Linked DNA regions of Homo sapiens: region 1 is linked to region 2. Evidence: read pairs that join two places in POLR2A ChIA-PET (ENCODE). Cell type or tissue: PC-9. All regions are shown on one strand. Region 1 overlaps NECTIN1 (nectin cell adhesion molecule 1). Region 2 has its middle 24 kb from the start of LINC02744.

The links. ChIA-PET counts read pairs that join two places held together with the same protein. Peaks named below come from ENCODE experiments on the same cell type or tissue, not always from the same donor. Only the 100,000 strongest peaks of a DNase experiment are listed, where the experiment ranks them.
Region 1: POLR2A ChIA-PET joins it to region 2 with 5 read pairs; 2 of 35 experiments call an interaction of 5 or more read pairs at or near these places.

What each region holds. Positions count from the first base shown.
Region 1 is chr11:119,695,648-119,698,147 of GRCh38, forward strand. The region is part of intron 1 of NECTIN1 (nectin cell adhesion molecule 1); the gene reads right to left. Among named protein-coding and RNA genes, the nearest start is that of NECTIN1-AS1, 13 kb to the right of the region's middle. RefSeq lists an enhancer at 614-1,239. In PC-9, no CTCF peak of the experiment used is centred here; DNase peaks (open chromatin) are centred at 874 and 1,344; H3K4me3 peaks cover 1,602 bases; H3K27ac peaks cover 2,500 bases.
Region 2 is chr11:120,017,871-120,020,370 of GRCh38, forward strand. No RefSeq gene overlaps it. Among named protein-coding and RNA genes, the nearest start is that of LINC02744, 24 kb to the left of the region's middle. In PC-9, no CTCF peak of the experiment used is centred here; no DNase peak of the experiment used is centred here; H3K27me3 peaks cover 2,500 bases.

The sequences.
Region 1 (2,500 bases), 320 kb before region 2:
GGAAGCTGAGTGATCAAAGAAGGACCAGAATCCCTGGTGAGGGCCATGCTTATTTACCAAAATGAGATTCTCTGTAAGAGAAAGGCTGATGGGCTGCATATGTGGGGGCCGCATTCAATTCATGCCTCCAGTGGGAAGTGGGAGCACCCCCCTTTGCTCCCCAGGTTGGTTTGCAAGTGCTGATCCCATCACGCTCCTCCAGCCCCCTTTACCAGGAGGGTCCTGGATCCTGGAATAATCAAGAGGAAGGTGCTACCTATTTTGTAGATGTTGAAATTAAGACCCAGAAAAGTGAGGTGTCTTACATGAGGTTATATAATAAACTAATTGAAAAGCCAAAAAGAATCCAAGTCTCTTGACCCTTCTTCTACACTCTTGGTGCCAAAGGGGTGAGGAAGAGGCAACAAGGCACAGCCTTACAGTCCTGGTGGGTGAAGGTGTCTGGGTAAGTCTATACATATATTTTAATTTTTAAATTTTTGGTAGAGTTGGGGGTCTTGCCTAGGTTGGTCTTGAACTCCTGGCCTAAAGTGATTACCACCTGCCTCAGCTTCCCAAAGTGTTAGGATTACAGGCGTGAGCCACTGAACCCAGCCCAAAGGTAAAAGTCTGTCTTTGGAGGGCAGGTTGGTGTCCCCCGCACAGTGCTCAGCGACTCAGGCTGCCTAGAGTAAGGTGAGGATGGGCAGCACCCTACCCCCAGCTAGACTTCAGCATCGAAGAGCAGAGTGGGCCTCTTGTCAGTGCAATCAGGAGGTGTTCTGGAGTTCAACCCCGCCCGCCCCCTGGGGTGGGGTTGGAGGAGGGAGGGAAGCTGAAGAAGCAGGTCAAAGCAAATCCTCCCCAGCTGCCCCACCCCCACTGAGAGCGGGCAGAGCCTGAGCCTGTAGGACCAGAATCAGGTGCCCTGTCCTGACATGTCCCAGAGACACAGCTTGAGTGGGAAATGAGGGAGGTGAGTCAGGGCTGGGTGTTGGGGGCAAGAGAAAGGGGCAGGAGGTCTGTCCCATTTCTGAGGACACAGGGACCAGGGCTGGCAGGAACCAGGAAAGGGTGGGTTCCCCAGGGTGGGAATTGCACAGGGTTGGCTCAGTGGGTCTTTGGCCCAAGGCCTCCACCTCTCCTGGGTTACAGGCTCAGGCAGGCCCCGGAAAGCAGGACTGCAGGCGGCATAGGGGCGGATGGGGCGAGGCTGGAAGGCATCTTGCCACATTGTCTAGGGAAGAACCAATGCTGAGGCCTGAGAATAGTGAGATAGCCGCGCGATGTCACCTGCACAATGCACTAAGATCAACAGGAGACCTGGCAGGGGAGGAGGGAGGGCATCCTGTCTCTCCAGCCCCCTCCCCGCCTCCTATGAGGCCTGCCCACTCTGTGTGCTGCCCGCTGCAGCGGGCAGAGGCCGGGCCTGGGAGGGGCAGCCTGCGAGCAGCTCAGGGAAAGGCCCTCTCACCCACAATAGATGTGGGGGGCGGGGAGGTCGAGGTGAGGATTAGGGCGGGGAGACGCTTTGAACCCCAGAAAGACTGGTGGGAACTGGTTCTTGACTCACAGCCGAGAGAGGGGGGTAGGGAAATGCAAGGGCTTGCGCTTTATTATTTTTTCTTTTATGAGATGTGAACTCAAGCAATTAAAAAAATATGCATTTTATTTTTTGCACAATTGGCCCTGCTGTGTCTCTTCATCTCTGCTCCAGCCCTGGTCCCATCAGCACGGTTGGCATTTCACAGCAACTTTTCATCTTCAAAGTGATTAGACAGATTATGTGCCCAAGTTTTTATAAGGCTCAGCCCCTCTCCTTCGTAGGCTCCCGCAACCCTAAAAATAAATACTGGTGGTCAGTATCTGTGCTTCCTGCTTCCCAGAATTCTGGCAGCAAGTTATTTTATTTCCACCACTATTGGCTGAATACCTTCTATCTACCAGGCACTCAGAATCTCCTATTTTTCACTTCCATCTTCTGGAGCAAGGACTGATAGTCCCATTTTACAGAGGGAGAAACTGAGGCCCAGTGGTTGAGAAATTTGCCAAGTTGTGTAGCTAAAGGGTGGTGGATCCAGAACCCGAACCTGAGTCTTCTGGTTGTGGTCCACTGTGCTCCCTTTCAGACTGACACTGCCCCTTGGTTTTCTGTCTCCTCAACTGGAACCCTCTCTTAAGACCAGATTCCAGCTTTCTAGGCAGGCAGTGCCTAATCACTGGTGTGCACATTATAAGTTCTCAACAAATTCTGAAGAGTGATTTCCCCAGAGGACAGGCAGGATGGGCTGCAGAGGCTGAAGCCCTCGGTGTCCTGCCCAGCCTGAGTCTTCTCCCAGCTCCTTACCAGGGACAGGGAAGGGGAAAAGAAAGAGCAAAAACCGGGGTTTTGGCATGGCAGAGCTCTCAATGTGGATCCAACTAGTGCCCAGACAGGTAGCTGGGGACCACACCTGCCCAGGCCCAGGCCCTGCCCTGCCTGACATGCTGCCCCAGGCACTAGTTGGCAAAGGCTCCCAAG
Region 2 (2,500 bases):
AAAAAAAAAAGAGAGAGAGAGAGAAATACACAGCAGCCTCAAAATGTGGGCACAAAGCGGTCTCCTGGGGAAAGCAGCTTTATTTGTGTCGGCTACGAGTACTAAGGTCCTGTTCATCCGCTGTTTATTTGTGCTGTTTTGTTCCCCAGCACATGACCTTTATTCCATCCACGTTTTGCAGGGTACCAGGAGTGCTAAACTCTTTGCATTTCTCCTGCATTTACAGCAGTTGGGATCTATGGCAGCCTCCTTCTTCCTGGCTTTCATCTCTGCATCCCTCCATTTCTGCCTGCAGCAGTGAAGCATCAATTATACACTCCAATTATGTGATTACACATATTTTCACTAATTAATAATTCTTGCCACTCATCCTGCCAACTCCCATTGGAGGGCTTCAGAGGGCACTGGAGAGGATAACTCACAGCTCTGCCACCTGGGAGGGAATGAGCAAGGCCTGAAGAATTCCTGATATGAAAGGGAAACTGAGGCACCACAAGGTACTTCCTTGTGACAGAGGCAACCACTGAATCCAAGACTTGCCTTTGTCTTGATAGGGGATTTGCTTGAGCAAATAGATCCATTTGATGTTGCTGCTGCCTGAAGAGGTGGCAGGAAGAAGAAAGTAGTTTAGCCCAGGGGTAGCACTTTGTAGGTGTTAAATTGGCTATCATTAAGGCTCAAATTTCTTCTTACTTATAGAAATCTGGATTTTGGGGGTTACATACCATAGTGTGTCCTCCCCTCTTGAGACTCAGTAGCATGCTGTGAAGAAAAGTTACTCTGTGATTTGGATAAAAACATAGCTCTGTTCCCCAGAGTCATACAGGAATGAGAAGGCTGAGGCCTGGGAGGTGACCCAGTCCAGCCTACTCCATTTTCAGAGACAGAGGCTTGAAACCCAGTGCCATTAAAAATGACAAGCACACCTCAATCTTACGTCCGTTGTCAAATTTAATCATCAAAACAATACCGTCGGGTAAATTTTACTGCCCTCATGTTACAGAGGAAGCTGAGGTCTAAAGAGTGACTTGCCCAAGGTCACACAGCTTATAGACAGAACTGTGACTAAGCCTAGGTTTCAGAACATCCCAAAACCAACACCGTTTTGATTGTGTCATGTTGAGAATACAGCCAATTAGTGGCAGAAGACTCCAGCACTTTGACGCGTATGACAAATCTGTGAGCTCTTGGAGTAGAAGATAAGCCAATCTGACAAAGGGAACAAGACATTCCACACTTAAGTTGAGTCTTCCTGAAGCCAAATTTCACTTTCATTGATGCAGTCAGACAAAAGTCCTAGTCATTGAAAAAAAATCAATCAAAGCAGTTTTCAGATGCAGCAGACTGGTCAATTGCTGGAGCTGATCAGTTCAGGTCAAACAGGTCATGCAGACTGAGTTAAAGCCATGATGCCGGCAGGCTGAGTGATGTCAAGGTTATGTCTCCACACCCAACGGCAGAAACCTCGCTCAACTTGGTCCAACCATCAGTTCATGCGCCCTCTTCTCCCACTTCCCCGCTGCATGGGGCCACAGTCAGCAGAGAGATCTGGGCATGTTTGTGTACCTCAGCCCCACTCCCACCACAATGGGGAGACAGAAGGTCAGGACCTGTTTTATACTGAGTCTGCTGCCAAGGGCAAAGTTGGCTTCAGTGGACTTAGGCAGGTTCAGAACTTATACCCAGGAGAAAGGCTTATACCCAGGCAGGCTCAGAACTTATACCCAGGAGCAAGCAAACCTAATGAAAGGAGATGCATCTCCAGGTCTGCCACTCTATCAAGCCTCCACCCCACAGGTACCTGGCCTGCAGGGGAGGCAGCCTCCAGCCACACCCTGAACCATTTGCATCACACGAACAGGTCTGAATCCTGCCTGTCACTTTCCCCAGCTGCCTAGTTCTGGAAAAAATGACAGAATCCCAGCATTCCACATTCAGCTCAGAGATTGGATGTGAGCTCTCTGGCAGCTTTTTATCAGTCCTTTTCATAGAACTGACTTGCTAGACTGTGTATTAATTTTCTGTATAATCTTCTATTGACTCTTAGAAGTTGGGAGAGTTGGTATTAAGATGCTATGATGCACAAAAAGATATACAAATGGCCAATAAGTACATGAAAAGACGTTCAACATCTTTAGTCATCAGGGAAATGCAAATTAAAAGTACAATTAGATGCCACTACCCACTCATTAGATGGGCTAAAATTTTAAAGAATGAAATTACAAATGTTGGCAAGGATGGGGAGCACTGTGTACGTCCTGCATGGCTCCTTTAGGTGGACTCTCCTACATTGCTGGAGGGAGCAGAAAATGGTGCAAAAACCACTTTGGCAAAATAGGCCCATTCTTAAAATGTTAAACATAACACTTCTCTTAAGACCTAACGATTCCACTGCTCAATATTTACCCGAGAGACGCGAAAACATATGTCTACATAAAGACTCATACATGAATGTTCATAGCGAGTTTATTTGTAATACCCCCAGCTGGAAGCAACCCCA